2 separate regions of the Mus musculus genome follow, and region 1 is linked to region 2. The links are chromatin loops, found by intact Hi-C in ENCODE. Cell type or tissue: heart. All regions are shown on one strand.

Region 1 (8,000 bases), 290 kb after region 2:
CACAGGCCACTGCTCCTCCTGAGTCCTTACATAGCTGCTTGACTTTTCTTTCTCCAAAGCTTGGCAAACTCTTCCCCTCCTCCCTTGCTTCTATCTCTTTTCCACCAGAGACCTGGAAGTCCCACCTATTCCTTCTGCCCAGCAATTGGCCTATGGCTTCTTTATTGACAGATCAAGAACCAATTGGGAAACAGGACAGTATCAGACCCACCCATACAGATGACATGCTCTGGGCAATAAAATACATATGAGAGATATGAGGAGGGGAGGAGAGTTTCCAGCTAATTTTATTTTTCTTCTTTTGATATTATGCAAGTATTAGAATAGGCAATGTGTGTGGCAAACATTGAAAAGTTGTGGATATTTTGGTTACATAGCCTCAGGAAGGCTGAGGAGAGAAATTCCAAGTGAGAAAAGAGCAGAAGCAAAGGAGAGAACAGAGAATGAATATCACGTGCATCCAAATTCTATAAGGAGTCATGAGGGGACAAGAAAGGAGGCTCTGAATGGATGGAGAGGACTTTGGTCTCTATTCAGTACCAGGTTATGTTTAAAGTGTTTGGATCAGACTTGTTTTAGGATGATGTATTTGAAACTAGATCACAGAATCACTTCAAGATTCTGTTAGGCTCCATATCCCCATCCTCTGGTCTGACACACTCTGATTCAGCGAGTACTGAGTAGAGCCTTCCAGTTTGCATTTCCAGTGATGTCGCATGTCATTCTGGCTGTATGGTGTCACAAAATGCCCTGTAATTAACACTGACACAAGAATTGAGACTTTCCAAGATGTTTGTGTGTTCTTATAACTAAAGATTCTTTGCCTGTGTACCTTTAACATAGTTATTTACTTGTTCTCTTACTCACTGTTCTATTGCTGTGAGAAGACACCATGACCAAGACAAATGTTATAAAAGAACTCATTTAACTGCGAGCCTGCTTAGAGTTTCAGAGGATTAGTCCATTATCATCATAGTAGGAAGCATGATGGCACTCAGCCAGGCATGGGGCTTGCAGTTCACGTCTTGATCCAAAGGCAGACAAGCAGAAAGAGAGAGAGGGAGAGGGAGGGGGGACAGAGAGAGGCAGAGACAGACAGAGTGAGTGAGATCGGTCTGGTATTAAAATCAGCTTTTAGTGACACAACTTCTCGAACAAGGCCACACCCCTTAATCCTTCCAAAATATTCCGGTCACTGGTAACAAAGTGTTCAGATATATGAACCTATGGGGGTCATTTTCATTCTAAACATTATACTTACCAATTATAGAGAAAACTATTATGCCAGAGAATGAGCTAATGAAGACACACAAGATCATTGTTTAATTTGAATTATCAATGGTGTAAGTCTTTTTTTTAAAGATTGTTATTTGTATTTGAGTTTGCATCACTTTGTTTTTAAACTTTGATACAGTCATTTAAATAGATGCTTCTTAATTTTTAAACCATTGAAAGATTTTTGTATTTCTTTTTGCTTCTGGATAATGTAATATACAAACACACTTAAGCCCAATTGAGAGAATTTTCTTATTGCTATTTTGAATAGATACCCTTCACGAACTATGGGAAGTTGACTGGTAAGGGTTGGGGAGGTGGCTCAGTCGGTAAGGTGTCTACTATACAAGCATAAAGTTCATATGTTCAGACCCTAGCACCCATCTAAAAAGCCTCGTGTGGTTTCATGAACCTGTAATCCTAATGCTGATGGGGGCTTGAAGTGAGCAGAGATAGGCAAATTCCTGGAATTTACTGGCTAGATGGTTTGGTATCAGTGAGATCAAGGAGAGAATCTGTCTCAAAATATATGATGGAGAAATGTTTAAGGAAGATACTGAATATTGACCTTTCCCCTTTGAGTATGTGTGGGCACACACACACACACACACACACACACACACACACACACACACACTCACCTTCTTCCCGATCCTGTGCACACATATACAATCACACATACAACACACACCACCTTCCCCCAACATGTTCACACATATACAATTATACATGCAGCACACGCATACACATACATGCATGCATTCGAATCCTTGCTTGCTTGCTTCTGTCTTCTCTGATATCAATCTATAGTCCTTACAAACCAATAAGCAATGTTGCCATTTGTCATTCTTATCAAATGCATTTGAACTCCACTGAAATTTTTGCTTGGAAGAGTTTTAAGGAAGTTTTTTTTTTTAAATCGTGTTTTCAAATGTTTAGAACGCACTGATGGGAGGTCTTTTATTTAGACACTGGATGCAATTATCTTACTTGTCATTAAAATCAATTAACTATGGAAGTCTATCCATATACCTATCCTAAATGTCTTTATTTTTCCAGCCAGCTTCTTCTTATTCATTACTGAAACACTACTTTGTTATCGTTACAAATATACTTTGAGATACCTATGGCTCAGATGGCCCTGTTTCTATCACAGAAGAAAGTTACCTACTTGGAACACTTCTTCATGTACACATGCACCTGTAGTTCTTGGGACTTTCCACATCTTTGTTTTGAAGAAAACGTAGCCATGGTCACCTGTGTCTCACTTCATTTTAAAGAGTTCACTTCAGTGCTGTTTAAAAACTAAAGTTGAGTGTACCAATGGTGTCCAGAAGGATTTTATGTACTCCCAGCTCCAACTCCTTAGCTGCTGATGCTTGACCTCATGCAGCAGAGTGAATGTTGAATGAAGCCTGAGAGCTCTCAGAAAGCTTAGCTAAAATCCTTATAATTTTTATCAAACAAACCAAACCAAACCAAAACAACAACAACAACAACAAAAACTTGGCCCTAACAGTTTTACCACCAAATACTAGTTGAAATTACATTTTATCCACATTTTAAAACTTTATTTAATAAAATGAAAAATTTCATTTATTGTTAGTATCTGTATTACTGTATTTTCTTGTTTTGAGACATGGTCTCATGTTGGCCTCAAACTTCCTATGTAGCTGAGGTTGGTCTGGAACTCCTGAGTCTCCTGCCTCCACCTCCCAAGGTCTGGGACCACAGTCAGATGCTACCATGCCTGGCTTAACTCTTTATGTGTTGTATTATTGCAACAAAAACTAGTGAGTGCTCTCCGTGGAAACAAACCAGAAATGACTGTACTTTCATACAAATTATGTATCAAGTTTTTGTAATGTCCTGTGATTTGTCACATCTTTCCCAAAATGTTGGGACTGTTTTCTATATCTCTCATGAAATGGGTTCAAATTCCAGTAAATTTTTTGGAAAGAATTTTAGATTGGTTTTTTAAAATCTCGACTAAGAGCCGGGCGTGGTGGCGCATGCCTTTAATCCCAGCACTCCGGAGGCAGAGGTAGGCAGATTTCTGAGTTCCAGGCCAGCCTGGTCTACAAAGTGAGTTCCAGGACAGCCAGGGCTACACAGAGAAACCCTGTCTCGAAAAACGACCAAAAAAAAAAAAAAAAATCCCGACTAAGGTGTTCTTTTGCCTTATGCCTATCTGATCATTTTTACATGTGTCACCGGTCAGCAAAGCAGAAGAAATTAGGGTTCCTGTAGCCATACTTCTCCTTTTGTGCTTTGCTGCTCAGAACGAACTCTATATTCAACCTGGTGACTCACACTAGTAACCCCAACCCTTTGAACACAGGGGCAGGAAAGTCACAAGTTCAAGAGTTCAAGGCCAGTCTGAGCGTTATAGCGAAACCCTGTCTCAACATAACAGCGCAACTGTTTCTTTACATGTTGGGTATAATTTTTTTTTTTAAAAGATTGAATATTGCTTAATCATGGGAAAACAGCACAGGCCTCTGTGTTTTAGATATTTATTTGTTAAATATTTTATTAATTATAATATCATGTTATCATTACCATCATCTGTATACTTTATATACCATTAACCAATATGTCAAGACACAATCTATATAGGCAATGAAGTCATTATTAGTACTAGTGAAAATGTATATAAGTCCATATATTTAAATGATCTTTAGAATAATGTAAAATTCTTTTTGAACCTTCTTCTTTTTTTTTCTTTTGTTGGTCACTAGTATTAGGTTGAAATGAGGTCATTAGGTCATTTCTGGTTTGTTTTCACAGATGGCTCTCACTAGTTTTTGTTGCAATAATACAACACATGGAGAATTTAGTCAGACATGGTAGCATCTGACTGTGGTCCCAGAACTTGGGAAGTGGAGGCAGGAAGCTCAGGAGTTCCAGACGAACCTCAGCTACATCGGAAGTTTGAGGTCAACATGAGACAATGTCTTAGAACAAGAAAATAATACGAATACTAATCCCAACACAAGCTGGGAAACCCCATCTGTCATCTTTCCCCCAGCCCCGCCCACAGAAAGAAAGCTTTTGTGCCCGTCCAGGGCCTCAGTTTTTGACCATGCATGGACACAATCTCACCTCCTGGCCGACATGTTAACCCTCCTGCAGAAGCTCTATACCGCCCCCTGCTGTACTCTGGGTGCATGACTTTACTGACCTCCATCTGTGAGATCAGTGAACCCATCAGAGAGCGGCCTCCCAATAAACCTGCCTTCATCTGCTTTTCCTCTGGTTTAATCTGGCCTGTATCAGCAACACCAAGGAGGTAAAAATGCCTCTCAACTCGGCCTGTTTACAAGTAAGGCATAAGTGACTTGCATGTGGGTAGGGGTGGGGGGAGAATGCTGCCTTACTGAGTTTGGGGTCTTTTTATTCTCTTCTATTCATGGTTTCTTTATAGACATCTTATAGACAAGACCTACTTAGACTTCGGGCTTATTTTAGGGGTCATGCCCCTTCTCTCTATGTAACATTCTAAAACAGCCTGTGTATGCCTTGAGCCCTGAGTCCACCACACACATCCTCATAGACACCCACATCCCTTCCCACAGCAAAAGGCCTACTAATCTTTGTAGTAATGCTCTTCACAGAGAGCACATAGTGTGGTATAGGGCATATCTTAGGACAGGCATTCTTTTTTTTTTTTTTTTTTTTTTTTTTGGCCAGGGTTAGTGTAGCTAACAGTCGGTTATATAATGTGTAACTTCACTTTTACGTGGATATCTTGAACTGCAATTCATCAAATATGCAAGAAAGTTGAAGGAGTCTGGGTCCCCTCTGCGTTTGGATGCCTTGTTTCTTTAGACACAATTATATACAGAGAAAGTGAATACACTAGCATGAGTGGGTTCAACAAACAGAGGCTGGAATCAAGTTCAGAAGCAAACATAGAATACCCAAGAAATAAAAGACTTGTCTGATCTCAGGGGGCTTTGAATTACACATACTCTTGAAGCAATGGCAAGCTACTTCCAAAGCTACAAGTCAGTGGTTTGTGTGGGGCTGTGAATTGAGGAGCATGAGGAAGGGCAGAGTCCTGCCTGCCCCATGGAGCCCCATGCTCCTTGATGCATGATGTGGAGAGCCATGCCGCGAGCAATCACGTGCGTGCTGCAAGCAATCGCTGAGGAGAGCCGGGCATGCTGCGAGCAATCGCCATTATAAGATGGCACTGGCCTCCGCTGTGCCTAACTAGTAAACAAGCCTTGTACGCAGGTGCGAGAGTGAATTCACTCCTAGTCACTGCCCATTCTCGGGACATAGTAGTGGGGTGATGGACGAGCAACGAATCATGAGCTGTCACGCCATATCAGGTGCTGAAACGTCATGCTGCGGGCTATATAAGCAGCGCTATTTTCCCGGTTCAGGGTCTTCCTGAAGAAGTAAGCAATAAAGCTTTTGCCGCAGAAGATTCCGGTTTGTTGCGTCTTTCTTGCTGGTCGAGTGGGACGCAATACATGAAAGTATGATGGAGTGACTCATTTCTGTTGATGGGATCGACTTCATCCAGAAAACTCCAAAGGCTAAGAGTCAGCTGCTTATACTTCAGTAGGAATGAGTGTTTACACTGTTTGGATGCTCTGCAGGGTGGTTGTGAGGACTAAATGCCACCACAAAGCTGGGCACACCATGTGCTCTCTGTGAAGAGCATTACTACAAAGATTAGTAGGAGTTTTGTTGTGGAAGGGATGTGGGTGTCAAGGCATACACAGGCTGTTTTAGGATGTTATATAGAGAGAAGGGGCCATGACCCCTAAAATAAGCCCAAAGTCTAAGTAGGTCTTGTCTAGAGAGGGAGGGAAAAGGTGAGTGTGTGTGTGTATGTGTGTGATTATGTGTGTCTGTGAGTGTGTGTGAGTATGTGTGAGAGTCAGAATGTGTGTGGGGGAATGACTGTGTACTTTTGAGTCTCTAGAACACAGAGCTAAAACATGAAGTATATCCCAGTATTTTTGTAGGTTACAACCCCAGGACAACCAAATGAGGGAAAAAATAAAACAGCAGAGAAACCAGGAGAGCAAATAAAAGGTGATGAATTTTTGAATTGGTTATAGCCTCAGATAAAAGCTGACTGCATAGCTCATAGTCAGCTTTTTGTTGTGACAGATAACTAAGATAAAAAGTGTAAAAGAGGAAAAAAGGTATTTTAGCCTATGGCTGCAGAGTTTTTAACCTCTAAGTGGTTGCTTCTCTGACTCCTCGGCCTGTGACAAAATAAGTATTGTGAACAATGATGAAGAAAGCTGCTCACATTTGGTGGCCATGAGGAAAAAGGAGAAAGATGGTGTCTTTGGTCTCAAAATTTCTTTCAAGGGCACACTCCAGTAAGCTGATTCTCTTCTGTTGGACTCTGCCTCCTGAAGTTTTCATAGCCTCCCAACAGTATCAAAGGCTGACACATGTGTGTTAATCTTTGTGGTAGCATTTAGTCCTCAGAACAACCCTGCAGAGCCACTTAAACACATGAGACTGGACATTCACTATCCAGACTGTAACATCCAGACACTGAGCACAATTGCAGAGAGAGTGTATAGATATGTGAATTTCAAAACTATCAGTGGGTGAAAGACAGAGTAATATATGTTCATTTCTTCCTATCTCTTATTTCTTAGTGAACAACTAAGGCATTTCACTTGGGGTTTGTGTTACATGGTCTCTCTGGGAAGTTACTGGGTCAGTATTTTACTGTGTGTTAGTTAATCTTGATTGTCATCTTGAAAGTATGTGGAATCGACTAGGAGACATACCTAGGAGTGTATCCACGAAGGGTTTCCTGAAAGCACCAATTAGGGAGAAACTTCTTCTCCAAGACTCAGGGATCATTGTTCATTTAATGCTATCTGCTAAAATATTGACAATCTTACTGGCTTGAGCTTGTGAAGGTCACCATAGCTGCAATGTATTCATGATTGCAACATGTACAGATGATGGCGTTTCATAGGACTCCTCTCCACCCTCTAGCTTTTCCATTTTTTAAAAAAATTATCTATCTATCTATCTATCTATCTATCTATCTAATCTAATCTATCTATCTGGCTCTTCTACACTGTTCTCTGATCCTTGGTGAGAGGGCTGGGTTGTGATATAAATGTCTTACTGATGGCCAGGCACTCAACAGCTATTTCCTGTCTCAGCACTTCCACCAGTTATGAGTCTCTGCCTTGACTGCTGCCCACTGCAAAAGAAGCTTGCTGACCAACGTTGAGCACAGCACTAATCTATGGCTATAAGCCTAAGTATTTAGATGGCAGTTTGATAACATATCCGTATAGCAAAACAACATCAATACCTTCCCTACTAGAGCTTATGGGTGATTACTCTTTTTAAAAGGGCATTGAGACTTTTGATGGAGAGAAGATGACAGAATATTGAAGGAGAAATCTGAGAGATCAGCTCTGTGCCGTTTACATTTTTGTCAGCTTCACACAGCTAGGATACCAACTGAGAAACTATCTCTGACAGATTGGCCTGTATAGAACTATATGGGAGCATTTCCTTGATTAATTATTGATGTAGGAGGGCAGAGCTCATTGTGGATGGTGCTACTCCTGGGCAGGGAGTCCTGCATGGTATAAGAAAGCAAGCAATGAGGAGCAAACCCCCATGAGAAGCAGAATTCCTCCATGGTCTCTGCCTCAGTTTCTGCATCAAGGTTTCTGGCTTCCCTCGATGATGGATTGTGACTTATTAGCCAAATA
Region 2 (8,000 bases):
AAAAGATTCTATTTTCAATAAGGGGAAAAATTAAAAATGAAGTAATATGCTCATTTGAAGAAAAAAATGTTCTCAATTTGTGTTAGCTGGAATGATTATACAAATCCCCAGTATTTTCAAGTAATAATTTCTAACATATATGTATCTAAGTTATTATGACAATAATCATATAACTGTAACTTAAATTTCAAAATAGGATAAGTAAACTCAAGATATTCTTTTTGCTTTAACTACACTCATGTTGAGATAATGATATTTATTTGTTTGATCCATGAACTGTTGAAATCATGCTAAGTGAAGATTTATAATAAGTTTCTATAGAAATTTTTTATGCACCAAGATCTATCTGTTTCGAAAAGAATAAAAATATTTAAACTAGGTTAAAGTAGATAGACAAACACTACAGATAAGAATAGTTACTCAAATGTGCCTTTAGCTTACATTTGAAAGCACTGAATTTGAAAGTATCACCGCAGGCTAAGTCGGAACACTGAAAAACACTGCACACTCAAGAAAGACCTGTCAGAGAAGTGGTATTTACTTTTTAGGTTTCTACTAGTGTATAGGGGAGAGGCTTTGATTCAAACTAAGATTAGAAAAAGCAATTAAATGTTTTATTAACTTTAATATCCTCAGAAAGCATGATTAAAAATATTATGGTTAAAATGTAGTCATGTGCCGATACACAGTATTTTAAAGCAAACTGTGAGGAGACAGTTTAATCTTCTTTATTATCTTGAATTTATCTACATTTTAAAGATCAAATAATGGTCTGATTAATTTCTCTATCTTAAAATTGTTATTTTTAAATAATAAAAACTCTTTGGAAAGAAAATATTTTTTGGGCATTGTTTTAAGTCAGATCAACTTGTCTCAGAGAATAGAGGTTATGTATGTCATCAAGATACTGAGAAAAGTTTCATGAAATCTTCATGTTACATTCAGTACCACATTTGCTCTTTTGTTTGTTTTGGTTTTTGTTTTGTTGTTGTTTGAAACAGGGTTTCTCTGTGTAGCCCTGACTGTCCTGGTACCGTGGACTAGCAGTCCCGGAAATCAGAGATCCACCTGCCTCTGCCTTCTGAGTGCATATTTTAAATAGCAGAGAATCAAATGGTGCAGTGGGCACAGCCCTTTCCGCAAATACACGTAAACACCTGAGGTTTTATAGATATTATAGAATATAATATTATAGAAAGCTAATATGGCTATCATGTCTGCAACTCCAATTCAAATGACAGAGATCCTGGTCCTCCTTACTCACTAAGTCTAGCCAAATCAACAAGCACCAAGTTCAGTGAAGCAATATTGTCTCAAAAATTAAGGTGGAAAAAAATAGGAGAGGCCATTTGATGTTGATCTCTTGCTTCCAAGAACCAACCCATGTCCACACCTTCCAGGAACTGACCCATTTAAACACAGATACACTATCTACACTCAAACATGCTCACAAAGTTATAAAAAAGAAAGGAAAAAAATTCAGAAAATTATGAAAGGAAAGTAGCAGAAGGTGTTGCTGGGTTTCCCGTGGAGGTGGATGGCATGGATAGTTGTAGAAAGAACTTGCTGAGCTGGTGGGGACAGCCTATCACTAGAAGTTACCTTCTGTGAACTGTACTCTGAGCAAACTTAGGGCACATGACACAGGACTTCATGATGAGTCCTGAGCAATAGAGCTCTACAGACTGTTAGAAGTAAGTACACAGCTTGGAGAGTGATTAACAGAAAGGCCATACTGAGGCTCTAAAACATTTCCTAGATAGCGTCAATGATCCACAAAATTCTCCAAAATAATGAGCTTCTACAGTCCTGCACATAACTATGTCTTACTATAGGAAAAATTTATTTTACTAATATTTAACAAAAGATACTAAGTTATGGTCTTATTTTAATAGTAATGGAACTTAGCACTGAGCTACACCAACTCTACAGGCTATCTGCCATGACCACAGCAAACCCTTACTATATACATATCCTATTTCCAGAGAGGTTTGCAGCCTACAATGTTGTAATTTAGTTAATCGTAGTTATTATATTTCTATAATAATAAAATCTGAATAGGCAGGAGAGAGCACACGAAAACAGACTTAGAGAAGAGCTTCCTAAAAGTAAGCATGGCGTCAAAGAGTATTAGAAAATATTCATTTAAACATAGACAATAATATTAAGGTCAATGAATCATACACTTGAAATTTCACTACAAGTTCTCCCTGTTTAGACAAGACTGATTCATCAAGTGACAATCTATAAATACAGTCTAAAAAAAAAAAATACAAGTAAGAATTTTATTAAAACTTTGGATGACTAACACCATTTTGTCTTAAGAAAAGTTGGTTTGGTTTTTTTTTTTTTTTGGTTCCTTAAGACAGTATTAATAATGGGTGTGCAAAACTTAATAAAAATGAAAAGACATCCATTAACTGAAACACTATAGGGAGTTAATATCTTTTTTGTTGTATCTAAAAAATTCAAATAGAAACTATTTGCAGGGTATTAACTGCCATTTGTTAACAATGGTAACTAATCTCATTCATGTTTTTTAGTTGATAATTGAATACATTCATTCAATATTAAAAGAATTTTGAATCTAAAGTTTCAAAGTTCATACAAAAAATCCAAGATAAATGTTTTCAAGCATATCATTAATATTACAAAACATCTATCACTATAAATCAAACTCACTGGAACCTTCATACTCAATTAAAAAAATTATGAGTCCTTCAAAATTCCAAGAAGTAATGAATCAGAAAGTATATATAATTTGTAAAATGTATTTTCTATTAAAGAATTGTTACTTTAAAAATAGCTTATAAAATTTGAAACCTATAATTACTTGCATTTACCATTTTATAATGCATAATTATTAACAGAAATGACAAACTTGATAATAATGAAAATTAAAAATTATTATATTATTATATTTTAAAATCTATGACAAACTAATTATCAAATTTAACTATTACTACACACCATAACAGATATCAAAGTAATTGGTTATTGATTTTATACAAACTAACAAATTAGAAGGTATCTAGAAAAATGTTAAGTATGCCCTAATTAATAAATGCATTTTCTAATTCAAGTTTGCATTCATGCAACTGGACCAATGTGTTAACTTTCCTAGGATTTTAAAATTCAATGGCAAGGCAATTGTTAAACACTTCTAGAACTGATCTTACAGAAAACAGAAAGCAAGAAAAATATATTTGAATAAGGAGTTTCATTAGGCTGCCTCAATACAGGCCTTTCCTACTATAAAAGGGCAAGATAGTACAGAGTTTCCTCTACCTTGTATTCTTGCTGAGTCCATTTCAGATTTAACTATAATTTGATCTCTTTGATGGAGAAACCTGTGGAAAATTACTTAAATGATTCTAAAAAACTAAGGTCAAGATGCCCCAGCTAATTTATCTGGGCTTCTGTTACACTACCTGCTTGAGCAAAACGTTATTTATTGTTTTATTAAAACTCCAGTTTATTGTGTATTATAGCTTCTGCCAAACTGCTTGCTTGCACAAAATATCCACCTATAACTGCCAGATGAGATACAGGATAGGGTTTTGCCTTTAAAAGCACTTTGATCTAAATGTCCGATACTACATTTAGGTACAGAATATCTAAGTGTACTCCCAACTAACAGGAATTGACTTTTAACTGACTGTGGGCTATGACATAACTGGTGGACTCCCTGAAGCATTTTAGAGGTTCAGGTTGTGCCCATGCCCCAGTGAGAGCCTTAGAGACTGGATCCCAAAACTGATGGTACCCACAGGAGTAGGAAGGAATACTCTGGCTATAGAGGAGTCCTAGAGGGTATGTACCTTGATTTATCCCAGGCGCTGGGGAAAACCTCTCCCAACAATCACTGTCTAGTACTCTAGAAGCATCTGAATCCAGTTCCCCAAAAGACAAAAGTCATCTGATTCGGATGACTCCAAAGGTTAAGTGTCATCTGCAGGAGGTGACATCTAGGTAGGACACAAGAGGAGAAGACATACAGGAGCATAGATTCTGCATCACAGAACTCACCTGGCCTGTTCAGATACATGAGTGTATGGTAGCCACCCCTGGCTGACTTTACTATGTGTCTCTCAGTATGAGAGATGTGTGTCTATTTCACTTTGTGTGTTTTTGTCAGTTATATTGGTTGGAGAAACAGATCTAAAATGGGGAAGTAGTGAGTCATTGCAAGACTGTAGCCATTACTATCTCTGAGACAGCACATGACTTCCTGAAGGCTCACAGGCCACAGTGGGCTGACCACCCATGCTGCAATATCCTGCTTTCCAGGGGTGAAAGTGGCTGCACAGCAGCTGGCTACTGCCTTTTGCTATGATTACACCAGCAGCTCCCAAGTGTTGCAGCCACCAGTTTCCCTGTAGTAAACAATCGTTCTCTTGTAAAAAGTACTTCCATTCTGGCTTACAACCTGTGCTCTTGTGGTATTGACTCTAAATTACATTTGTCTTGGCCAGGGCACTCAGAGGAAGTCAAAACCTCTGCCTGTTCTCTCAGCCATTCTAGAAGAAATTGATCTATCTCTTCCTGACTGTTTGGTTCTGTCTTACTTAGGTGAATACTGCTCTAGGTGAAAAAAGGTCCTGTTCCCTGTGTGGAAGAGGGCAACAGCCCAGCCTCTCATCCAAGAGAACCCCTGCAGTCTAATCCTAGAGGCTTAAGCAGCTCTGTGTGCCCTGTAAAGTGTTCTAGTCACACTGGGGTAATCTGAGTAATGTGAGTAGTGACTGGGGTGGAAGTTCCACTCATTCATGGTTTATGTCTCCTTCTCTATCAGTGACTTGTATAACTGGAAGACTTAAAACCATTCTGTTTCAGAATCTTTAACTATAGGCTCTTTAACTATACATATAGGCAAATGTGGATGATTGCAGGCAGATCCTGACCACACTGTTTACAGGGTTTATAGTAGTTTTAGTACTGGTTATGTTTTTGTAAAAGACTTATGGCTTACAATTGTGTATGATTTGGTAGCTATGGTAGTGAAAAGCCTTATAACATTCTACAGAATATAACTAGAGAAGTATAGCTTCTGATAAGGAACCCGAATGACATTTTTGAGATGCTAGGATATTACCCATAGCACAAACAGAATGGATTTCGCATGTCTGACCTAAAGGTCATTTCTTCAGTACACCATATGCTTAGCTTGGGTATAAAGGGTTTATTGGCATGAACTCCCTGACTTATATCTCCAAACATGGGATCAAACCAGACCAACCAGGGTGATCATTCCCCAGCATTGAAGGACTATGGAAAACAAAGCACTAGACTTTGTCTTCAGAAAATACTATTCAGAAGCAAGGGGCTTGGGGGGGGGGGGATTGTTGGAAGAACTGATATAAAGTCACAGAAGTCATGGTGTGCTTTCCTGTGAGTTGTAAAGCTAAAAGAAGAGGTTCATAAATTTGTGGCCAGCCTAGGCATTTTGAAAAGACCCTCTCAAAACAACAAGATGAAACTGCCTGAGCCAACCTTTCTAAAAGTAACAAAAGACCAAGAGCTTATGAAAATGGGTTGCATGCATTGCTGCCCCACATTAAGAAAACATGTTCTAATTTTACTCCCTATTTGCATTATATTTGTTTCCAATATAGACATGTTGCACCTCAAGAGTGAGATGCTAAGACAGAAAGTAGGAAACTGTAACCAGTCTAACAGAAATGGAGATATCTTAAAGAGACGCTTGAGTCAACTTGACTATCAAGACTACTGAAACAATGGGCCTCAAACAAATTGGAATTTTCTCAGGAAATTTAATGTTACATAAAGGAAAAGGCAGCAACCAAAAGAGGACCTTTGTTTCCAGGAAAGAGTTTTCTCACAACCCTAACAACCTGTAGATCACCCAATAGGGTGAGACTGGGGATCCGATAGTGGTGGATGGAGCACACCCTGAGTGGGACTGCTTACTTGTGCATATCCTTGGTCCTCTCTTTAAATGTGATCTCCCTTCAGGACACTGAAGACAAACTTGAAACATTTTCTAGATTTTTGTCCCTCTTCCCAATGTGGCCACAGTGAATAAATCTCCTTTCATGAATTCCATATTTAATATGGCTTTTTAAAGTTGACTTATTGAAGATGGGTGGGCAGATCTGACTTGGAGCACAAGTTGTGAGCCCAAGTATAATAAAAATGTTACAGCTAAAACATTAAATATATGGAACAACAACAACAAAAAAAGTATAGTAAAAGCTATAAAAGAAAAGGACTAAGTCATACCCAAAGCATAGAAGGACTAGGAGGTAGACAGACTACCTAGTTAGCAGACATGTAGGGAGGGGGCCATGCCTGGGTAGGAGAATTCCGAGATGGCCAGCTTCTTCCTCACCCTTCTGACTTGAGACAAAAGCCTGAAAGCTTAAAACAAAGGCTTTGCAATCTTTTGTTACACACTAGCTGCTGATGAACTGGCTAAACAAGTTCAAGGCCTGCTTAGGAAATATGATACAAGAGTTCTGTGTCAATCAATGATTCTAGCTTTCTTCAAACTGTTCAACCTTAAGTTAGGGGAAGGAAACACTTTGGAGATCTAAAAATCCCAGCTCCAGAAAGACTGATTTGGGGGTGCAGGCGATGTTTTAGTTCCTTCTCTGATTTGTAGAAGGTCTTTTTCTCTGTGTCCTTACTGGGTTTCCTCACCTACAATAATCAATTTTCTTCAATTGCTGTTTCTCTCTGAGGTACTGGAGAATCCTCTATTATTACATGTTGGGCTTAAGATTTTTCTTCCCTTTTAATTCTTTAATTGGCAGAAAGAGCTAATGTAATCAAGATCCCTAGACCATATCAAACCCACTCTAACTCACTGTTGTAATAGAAATTGAAAGAAAAACTTTGCACAGTAAAGCTGGTTGAAGCCACTCTCACAGATGACATGGGCAGAAATACTGTAGTCTGAAAAAAAAAAAAAAAAAAGAATGACTCACTGTAGGATATTGAGAAGGAAATTTAAAAGTTCCTACAATTAAATGATATGAAAACACATGTCCATATCTATGGGCTATAATGAAGGTAGTCAGTCCTTGGAGTGAGCTGTATAGCTCTAAGTGTATACAATTAAAAAAAATAATTAAAGGTGTTTTATGATGGGGAATGTTAAGGAATTGGAATAAGAAGAACAAGACAACCCCAAAAGAAGTAGACAATAATAAATAACAAGCATCAAGGTGGAACTTGTTGAATTTAAATCAAAAGACAAAAAATCAATTAAATAAATTGTTAGTCCTTTGGAAAATGTAGCAAGATTGACAAGTATTATAACAGATACTATAAAAATCCAGTGACTATCAGGCCTACCTAAAAACTAAACTCTATTCCATTAAACTTAAAAATAGAAATGAAATAGTTGGATTTCTAGATATATTTGATCTAACAAAGTAAAGTCAAGATGAAATAAGTAGTTTAAGTAAACATATAGCAGCCATTGAGTTGGAAGCAGTTTTTAAAACTTTCCCACTTAAAAGTTTAATAATAAATCCTGGGGCCAAAAGATGTATCAGAGAATTATAACAAACAAACCCTATAGCAAAGGACACCAATACTCCTGAAATTATTTCATAAATTGGAAAAGGAGGAGGCAAAGTTCTAACCAACCAAACAAAAACAAAAACAAGAAGGAAGGAAAGAAAAAAAAAAGAAATTATAAACAATCTCTCAGATGAAAAAGAGACATTAAAGCTGTCAATAAAATACGTGTAAAGTGTATTCAACAACAAATTCAAGAGCACTCATTATGATCAAATTATCTTTATTCCAGAGAAGCAGGCATATTCAACATATAAATCAATAAATACAGTTAACCACTGGAGTCAAAACTGAAATCACAGGACCATTTCAATTGAAGAAGAAAAGGTCTTTGAAAAATATCTAACATCCCTTCTTAATAAAGGCTTTATAATAAAACTATGGATAAAGGAGGTATGTTTCAATATAATAAAGACTATCTATGACAAACTGACAGCCATCATCATTGAAAA

Evidence for each region. A loop is a pair of places that touch in the nucleus more often than their neighbours do. Peaks named below come from ENCODE experiments on the same cell type or tissue, not always from the same donor. Only the 100,000 strongest peaks of a DNase experiment are listed, where the experiment ranks them.
Region 1: a loop joins it to region 2, with 3 times the contacts of the local background. A loop is called at or near these places in 14 of 42 quality-filtered maps.

What each region holds. Positions count from the first base shown.
Region 1 is chr17:51,284,541-51,292,540 of GRCm38, forward strand. No RefSeq gene overlaps it. Among named protein-coding and RNA genes, the nearest start is that of Tbc1d5, 110 kb to the left of the region's middle. In heart, a CTCF peak has its summit at 4,429 (motif pointing left); a DNase peak (open chromatin) is centred at 4,441.
Region 2 is chr17:50,989,571-50,997,570 of GRCm38, forward strand. The region is part of intron 3 of Tbc1d5 (TBC1 domain family, member 5); the gene reads right to left. Among named protein-coding and RNA genes, the nearest start is that of Gm31083, 110 kb to the left of the region's middle. In heart, no CTCF peak of the experiment used is centred here; a DNase peak (open chromatin) is centred at 4,271.